Linked DNA regions of Homo sapiens: region 2 is linked to region 1. Evidence: read pairs that join two places in POLR2A ChIA-PET (ENCODE). Cell type or tissue: PC-9. All regions are shown on one strand. Links, peaks and the distances in the headings refer to the core of each region. The heading gives the core; the rest is flanking DNA. Region 1 overlaps PTPN3 (protein tyrosine phosphatase non-receptor type 3). Region 2 overlaps PTPN3 (protein tyrosine phosphatase non-receptor type 3).

Region 1 (4,388 bases), core at 245-4,244:
TGACAAATGGAGGAGGAAAGGATCCCAGCGGAGTTGTGTATGACACCAGATGTGTGCCCTTAACTGCTGTGCCTGGAGGCCTCCCCCTCAAAAGGGTGGGGAGAATGGTGGAGGAGGGGTGCAGGAGGAGGGGCCGTTGGAGGTGGGGAGGGGCCTGAGGGGCTGGGGTCTGGGAGGGTAGAGAGGTTGCTCACAGGCTAAGGTCCTGCATCTGAGGCCACTGGTGCTCTTCCAGCGAGTGGCCCCTGGTGATGAAGACGCTGCGTCCTCCTCCTCCAGGCTGCAGCCTGGGGCTGAGCGGAGACCTGTGGCCTAGTCCCTGGCAGGCTGCCCCCACCCCGCCCTGAGAAACAGCTGATGGACTTGGCTGAGTTTGTTTTCTCCCATCAGTGCTCTCGGGTGTGCATGAGAGGATGCCTAACCCGTCCACCTGTCCAGGGTTAACTGCTTGCAGGAACACCCCACAGACGGGGCTCACTCACTCTCGGTGGTTTCTTACAGACCAAATGTCACCAGTACTGGCCAGATCCCCCCGACGTCATGAACCACGGCGGCTTTCACATCCAGTGTCAGTCAGAGGACTGCACCATCGCCTATGTGTCCCGAGAAATGCTGGTCACAAACACCCAGGTGAGCCGCAGCCTGAGGGGCACGGTGGAGGGGCAGGTGCTGAATCAGCGGCCACTGTCATCCCAGGTGGTCACGCTTCTAGGTGTGCACTCTGTTTGCACCTGGCAAGCGTGTCAGTAAGTGCGCAAGACTGCCCATCAAAGAGCCAGGGCCCAGAGTTCACAGTGGCCCTAGTCACAACAGGCACGAGGTGCAAACAGCCCAGTGTCCATCGATGGAGGAATGGATAAACAGCACGTGGTCTGTCCATACAATGGAATATGATTCAGCCTTTAAAAGGAAGGAGATTCTGACCCCTGCTACAACACTGGGGAACCTTGAGCATATTATCCTAAGTGAAATAAGCCAGACATAGAAAGACACATACTGTAGGATTCAACTTCTGTGAAGTGCCTAGAGTCGTCCAATTCATAGAGACAGAAAGTAGAACGGTGGTTGCCAAGGGCTTGGGGAAGGAGGAGAAAGGACATCTATGGACATTTTGCCATATGGCATAATGGGTGCAGGGTTTATGTTTGCGGGATATTTTAAAGTTCTGGAAATAGGTAGTGCTGATGGCTCTACAACATTGCGAGTATTCTCAATGCCGCTGAACTGTACATTTAAATGTGGTTACAGTGGTAAGCCTCATGTTAGTATATTTTGCCACAGTTGAAAAAAAAAAAAAAAAACAGTCAGCATGTGTGGCCTCTAATGGCAAGTACCATAGCAGCAAATGGAGGAGATCACTGGGCAGAGGAGATCACTGGGCAGAAGTGATCAAGGAAGGCAGCCCTGCAGGACAGGCCCACAGCTGAGCCTGAGAGGGGATGGGGATCTTTGGGGAAGGAGGGGAGGAATTGCTAGGGGCCACAGCAGGGCTGTGCGCAGAGGGAGAAAGCATCAGGAGACAGGGCCACCCTGTGTCTGGGTTGGGGCTGGGTCCTCATGCTCACCACCTGGATGGGCTCACCAAGGCCACTGCATCTCCCACAGACCGGGGAAGAACACACAGTGACACATCTCCAGTACGTCGCATGGCCTGACCACGGTGTGCCCGATGACTCCTCCGACTTTCTGGAATTTGTAAACTATGTGAGGTCTCTGAGAGTGGACAGCGAGCCCGTCCTAGTTCACTGCAGGTATGGCGCTTGCTGTTTTGTTAGGTTTGGAATCCTTTCCCTGTCGGAAAAGGCCTGGAGACAATTGGCAGGCGCCAGACCCACCCTACATCCCACAAAGTCGTGTGCCCTTACAAACCTCTGTTGACTGTGGTTCTTCACCATTTCAAAAGTTTTTTGGAATTTTATGAAATCCTAACTTTGTGAATGTAGCACAGAACTGAAGAAGAAAATCCCCTCACACACCCTTTCTCCTGTCCTTCTGTCAGCTGACCTTCGTCATAGGTGTGAGTGAGAAAGGGAATAGGTTTGGCACTTCACAGTGGCCCTCTTTCCACTGCCTGCTAGCCCCCAGTCTCAGATGTGTGAGGACAGGCTGTCTCAGCCTGTTTGAGAGCACGCCGTGAGTGTGCGTTTTGTCTTCTCGAAGGCCAAGGGAGGAAAGCCCCTTTGGAGTCAGCGGGGAACTGCTCGCTGGGCCATGCAGAAAGGCTACTCAGACAAATCCCAAGTCTGTCTTCTCTCCCCTCTCCAGTGCTGGAATAGGTCGAACCGGTGTGTTGGTCACTATGGAAACAGCCATGTGCCTAACTGAGAGGAACCTGCCCATTTACCCACTGGATATTGTCCGAAAAATGCGAGACCAGCGCGCCATGATGGTGCAGACATCAGTGAGTAGAAATCCAGTAATTACGGTGGCTGGCACTTTCTGAGCACTTACACCAGGCAGGCCTGAGAGAAGGGCTTTGTGAGTCAACAGACTGCAGCTCAGGGGGACTGAATCACTTGCCCAAGGTCACAGAGCTTGTCAGTGGCTACAGCCCACACCCATCTCACCTCTGAGCTCTGCTGCCTCTGTGGTTTATTTCCTGCCAGCCCGTCTGTCAGGGAGCAGCCCTGGTTGCATTCTGTATCGTTGAACAATCATTTGTCCATTATCCTCCCCCGCACCGACCCACCTAGACCTGGGTACTCCTTTTGGCTCAGTGGATGTTGCATATGACCCTACTTTGAGCTCTGTTCCACCCGTGTGGTGCCTGAGTACCTGCTGTGTCCTCCACGGGCAGGCCAGAGCTCAAAGTAGGGTCATGTGCAACATCCTCTTGTCCTCAAGAGGAACTCTAGGGGATAACTCTTGGGGATTTCCCCTGGAACTGCAAGCGGGGCAGTGAAGCGGTGTGGAAAGAGCATGATTAAGGTCCCACCACAAATGGAACAACCTTTGCATAAGTCCTGAACCTCTCTCCAAGCTTCAGCTTCCCTGTGCAAAATGGGGACCATCCCACATTCATTCATTCATTCATTTGACAAAGAAGGGTGCAGAGACAGGCTTGTATCTAGTAGGAGAACTGGATTAGTCTATGCTAAGTGTCAGCAGCGGTGAGGGAAGTTCAGGGCTGTCTGAGAACATGGTGGAAGAGTATCTAAAGCAGGATTTGGAAAGTCTAGGAAGGCTTCCTGGAGAAGTGTCTTCTCTGGTAAAAACCCCCAGGGTACATGAGGAGTTAGCAAAGAAAGGAGCAGGAACTATATGTTCCAACCAGCTCTGTCTCTTCACAGGCTGTGGACAAAGTTTATAAGATTTCCCTAATAAATTTTTAAGCTTTGGTAGTTTTATATTAGTTTGTACCCAGAAAATCTTGTTAAGAGAAAAAAAATCAGCTTATGTTATTAGGGCCATTCTCTGCCCTGTTTTTTGGTATGGAAGACCTCGTGGCTGGTTAAAAAGAAAAAAGTCCATCATCCTGGTAGATTTTCCCAGCTGGAAGCTGGGCACGGTGGCTCACGCCTATAATCCCAGCACTTCAGCAGGCTAAGGAAGGTGGATCACTTGAGATCAGTAGTTCAAGACCAGCCTGGCTAACATAGTGAAACCCCGTCTCTAATGAAAATACAAAAATTAGCCAGGCATGGTGGCATGTGCCTATAGTCCCAGCTACTTGGGAGGCTGAGGCAGGAGAATCGCTTGAACCCAGGAGGTGGAGGTTGCAGTGAGCCAAGATTACGCCACTGCACTCCAGCCTGAGTGACAGAACAGGACTCTGTCTTGAAAACTAGATAGATAGATAGATAGATAGATAGATAGATAGATAGATAGATAGATAGATTTTCCTAGCTGGAGAAGCTCAGTCTAAATGCTTTTATCCCCCCTGTATACTTTGCTACAATATGTTTCTTAGGTATTTGCTAAGATAAATAACTGTATCCTGCAGAGCATCTTTCAGTGGCTCTGCTTTGTAAAACACAATCCAGACTCCTTACCCCAACACAAGGTGCCCACAACCAGGTCCCAGCCCACCTGTGCAGCCCCTCCTCCTCCACATGCCTAGGTGTTGAGTCCAGGAGCAGGCTCCCTGACCCCGTTTCTCAAAATGGGCTCTTACTGAGGCTTCCACACTTCCACTTACAAGAAGGGCTGTCCCGCAGGGACTTTTGCTCCTTCCCACCTCCCCCAGACCGCCAGTTTCTCCCTCTGTCATGTCTCCATGACACTTTGCCCACCCCTCTCTGGGAGTGCCCCCTCCCCGCATCATATAGGAACTAGGGCTTCACAGGTGTACCTGGCCTGTGGCCCAGAGTTGGCGCTCAGGGAATATTTACAAATGCTGCAAAAGACCCACCGGTACAGGGTGTGGTAGGCAGCATTTCCTGGAGCTA
Region 2 (4,388 bases), core at 129-4,128, 67 kb before region 1:
TGGCAATCTCAAAACTAGGCTCCTTCAAGATTCCTAGGAAGTCTCCCAAGCTCGGGTTGGGTTCCACTATTCTAGTTTCTTTGTGTATGATGCCATGGGGTTGACTCAGAAACTTTGCTCAATATATGACAAGGCAGCATTTGGTGAGTGGTGATCTCCACGTTTATCTTCTCATTTATATCCCTAGGAAGACATACTGATTAGCTGAGCTTGTCAATGAAAGCCCGGGTTCACCATTGGATTATCTATAACTCTCCTTTCTCTTTTTTTCTCTCAGTAGCATTGTAGGAGGAGAGAACACTTAATTCTGGTTGAATGTCAGCTTGGATAAACATAGAAACAAACTAGAAAGAACTGATGATGTTCTCCTAGGTGGAAAAGATGGAGATTCCAATACCAAATAGGTGTGAATCAGCAAATGTATGTTATACTGTCTCTCAAGGCCAGGTGTTCAATACATTGTGGGTAGTTAATTATAATCAAAGTAATAATATTAGAGTTACGACATGGATCCTAAGCTTTTTAGCCATTAAACATATAAGAAATTTGTAGCATAGTGAGTTTTTTTATAACATGATCATCCAGGTTAAAATAAGACACAATTGACCTCACATATCCTATCTGAGCTCCGATTTTGTCATCTGTAAAAATGGAGATAGTGGTACCTACCTTACAGAGTTATGAGGCTGAGATAAGAGGGAAAGTTACAAAGTAGTACCATGTACAAAGCCCGGAACTGTGCAAATAGGAGGTTGTAATACTGTTTGAAGCATTCCCATCTCAAAAAGCCAGTTCCTTGGCCTTTATAAATTTGAAGGAATAATGAAACTGATTTGTTTCAATTGTGAAAATTATTTCTCTCCTGCCCCTGTGCACTTCTGCCCTGTCTATATTAGATTTCAAGAGGTTTCCCTTTTGTCATCTTGGCCAGACAATGGAATGTCTATCCCGTTTGAATCTGGGTTTAAAAAAGCATGGGAGCTAGTGGCCAAGTGTCACATGTATGCCGCATCCCTAAATAGAAGTCTCCCCAGGGCGCTTCCTGACCTGCGCAATGCTGCCGAAGGCCTCCTTTCCCCGCTCCCCAGGCAGAGGAGCAAAGTCACAGGCTGAGGGGCCTGCCACGACTTGCCCACAAAACAGGTCTGGAGTTTGGAAGTTACATTTGCTGGTTGCCCAGAGATGAGTGCAGAATTCAGCTTGGAGGTCCTGGAAACTTCTAGTTTACTGATGTTTATGCTTTTGCTCATGCACCCACAGTTCCTGGGACACAGAATGCTCACCTGGGGGTTTGTACCCCAGCCAAGAAGGTGTCTTCACAGACTCCCCTCCTTTTAGCAACTTCATGCAGATGGAGCTTGGGTGGATGGATCCTGGCACAGTGTTCAGAACAGTGGCCCTGCCAGTGTGTGGGCGCCGCTTGTGCAGAGCCCCTGTGGGTTCTGGTCCTCAAGGGCAGGGGCGCTCACTGACAGCGGAACCCATAGTACCAGCCCATCTTTGGTGGGCTGTTTCCACCCCATTCATCCCTGCTCAGCTCTTCATAGGACAGCCTGTGCTGGCAGAAAATTGCCCCCACCAGTCAAGACGTAGGGCATCAACATGAGCCATCAGTAATGACAGGGCAGCTTTGCAGAGCGTAAGGTAGCACCTGATACCTTGGACCAAAACCGTATTTTTATGTATCTTTCACATGTACAGCTCTTGTCTTTGACTCATCAAACTTTCTTTTTTTTTTTTTTTTGCTTATTTCAGTTTGAGTATGAATTAATGAAAACAATTGTTTCATAGGCACTTGTATTTCTTACAACTGAAGATGGATATTTGCGAAGGAAGGTAATGAGAATTTTACATTTTTCTTTTCCTGTTAGACTAGCAAAATTCCTGGTTTTAATCTAATGAGTGTTTATTTCTGGTAACAATATCAAATCTAAACAGAGTGGATGTGCAAAGCATCCTGTACAGCATTAGGCTTTGGACATCTGTTTTTATTATACCTCAGTCTTGGCTGAGAGAGGCTAAGGATTGATAACTTTGTTTCATGTTATTTCAGTTTTATTACAAAGGATGCAGCTATCTTTCTGGTAAAGACCTGAGAAATTTTAAAGGGAGGAGGGGACCCAGAATGTACAATGGGCTTCATTCAGGAAGGCAGATCAGGCCTAATTTGGGTCCACTTTTGAGCCCCTTAGTACCCACGGATGACTCATTTTCTCTCTGGGAGGCTTTTTGCTCATTTGCCTGTGATTCAGTGCTTCTTGTGTTACCAAGACCATCTCAGTAGCTAGAAGGGAGAGGAAATTCCAAGCCGATGGTCCCTGAGCTACCTCCTTTTCTTGACTTAGGGAAGAAACTGCAGCAGGTAAACTGGTGGGAAGAGCACAGCTTATTCCCAGTCTCTTCACCGCACCCCCAACCCCTGTGAGTTTAGCCCTGGAGAGGAGGGTCTTCAGAGGTTACCAGCGTGCTGTACCATGAGGGAGCTGGAGTCTCACTGGGGAAATGAGACAGTATCCCATGAAGCAATTAGGAAACAATTAGAACCAATATGGGCAGTAGAGACAACAGTTGTCATAAGACTTGAGGAGCTCCTGCTGGTGTGAGCTAGAAAAGTCTTTATAGATTGCTAGGATGAGCCAGAATTGGGTTGGGTAGAGAAGTGAGGAGGTGGATTTCCCTGGGCAGTGAGAAGACACCCCACCCCCGACAGTCCCACTTGGAAACCACATGCTGAGAGCTTACAGGAGAATAGAGAGGGCTGTTCGTGTCCTACGTAGGCGGGCATCTTACATCTAGCAGGCAGAAGAGAACTGTTGAAGGTTTTTAAGCAGGAAGGATGTGGCAAGAGCCATATCCACAAAGATAGTATCATTGTGCACAAGGGAAGACTGGCAGAGGCCAGGGGCGGTTCAGTCTGGATGGAAGGGAATGGACAGCCTTCAAGGAAGCTATTGTAGCATCCAGGCCAGAGACCTGGGGGCATGGCAGTGAAGTTTGTGGAGAGAGGAGGTGGATAGTTAGAAGCAAGAGACACCTTGAGGAAAGGATTTCCAGAGCTGTTGACTATTGAGCACTCATAGAATTATAGAATTCTCATCACTTAGCTCATCCTGCCATTCAAGGTAGGAATGAGTCACTTCCCCAGCACAATCTACAGGTCTTCAGGCTTCTGCTTGATCACCCCCAGTGAGGGGGAGCTCACCCTTTCATGAGGCAGCATTTTTACATTTTAGGGTAACTCAAGGTTGAAATTACCGACCCCTCTCCTGGGTCCAGGCTGTCCTTAGCAGCTGCAGAAACCCATTCTTTCCTTCTCTTCTGCACACTTAGTCTTTTCCACAGATAGTTTGCAGTCACCTTTTTATGAGACAGGCACCGAACTACGCTGGTCAAATAAGGCCAGGGCCTTGCCTCCTCAGGAACTTCTAGTCTAATTCTCCAAATAATGGGTTGTCTTCAGTTTTTCTTCTCCAAACAAAATGCCCCTTGTTATTTCCATGTGAATCAGGGCAAATCTGTTAAGGCCACATCCTGGCTTAGATCTGTGGCCCTTGTCAAGTCCTCACCACCTCTCTGAGGAGAGGGTCTCTGCTACCAAACGCTTCTCAGATGTGGATTTGTGTATTTGTAACTGTGGGTCTTTTGACAGGCCCAGTGGAACATATGGAGCACTTTTCCTAGGTGTCAAATTGTCCCGACTTGTTTGAGCCGTCCATGGTAGCCGGCACTCAAGGTGTCATCTCCTTCTTTCCAAGATGGTTGATCTCATCCAAGCCCTTCACTCAGCAGGTGAAGACCCTGAAGCCCAAGGTGAAAGAAAGGGATGTGTTTAGGAACATGCGGCCAAGTTGAGAGCAGAACAGAGGCTTCTGGTGTTCCCTAGTATGTATTTGGAACAGTTTTTGGAATGTTTTTCTTTCTGGTTTCTTCATAGGATTGTTTCTTCCATCTAGAGGGAACCTCCTCAGCCTCTTTTCTAAGTTGTTCCCCAAATCCCATTCACCTCCTCTTTCTCCAGCAAGGACACTGGCGTAGATTTAATCAAACCCCATCTTGTTAGGAGAGCAAATAGCTGATACTCATCCTGTTTCTGCCTATCCTCCCCACGAGCTCTCTAGATTTCCAGATGAACAAACAGAGGTGAGATCCCTGGACCTCATCTGTAACCTTGGGGAGATTATTTGCAAGTCCCAGCAGGAACACAGCATCACTTGAGGAACAATGGGGGCCCCTCAGATAGGGAAAGTCGACTTCATATGCAGCTGCAGAACCAGCACACAGTGCAGTGGACAGGAAGCGGAACCCCTGGAGGGCCGCATTGTCAGAAAGGCGGAGTGGTTCACATCTTGGGTACTTCACGGGCTGCCATAGAAACTGTGTTCCCCACT

What was found. ChIA-PET counts read pairs that join two places held together with the same protein. Peaks named below come from ENCODE experiments on the same cell type or tissue, not always from the same donor. Only the 100,000 strongest peaks of a DNase experiment are listed, where the experiment ranks them.
Region 2: POLR2A ChIA-PET joins it to region 1 with 5 read pairs; 2 of 35 experiments call an interaction of 5 or more read pairs at or near these places.

The regions. Positions count from the first base shown.
Region 1 is chr9:109,379,665-109,384,052 of GRCh38, reverse strand. PTPN3 (protein tyrosine phosphatase non-receptor type 3) reads left to right here. Exons shown (of 26, transcript NM_002829.4): 23 at 502-630; 24 at 1,606-1,751; 25 at 2,266-2,401. Among named protein-coding and RNA genes, the nearest start is that of EPB41L4B, 61 kb to the right of the region's middle. In PC-9, for the core only: no CTCF peak of the experiment used is centred there; a DNase peak (open chromatin) is centred at 2,552; H3K27ac peaks cover 468 bases.
Region 2 is chr9:109,446,259-109,450,646 of GRCh38, reverse strand. It overlaps PTPN3 (protein tyrosine phosphatase non-receptor type 3), which reads left to right. Exons shown (of 26, transcript NM_002829.4): 6 at 1,792-1,836. Among named protein-coding and RNA genes, the nearest start is that of PTPN3, 50 kb to the left of the region's middle. In PC-9, for the core only: no CTCF peak of the experiment used is centred there; no DNase peak of the experiment used is centred there.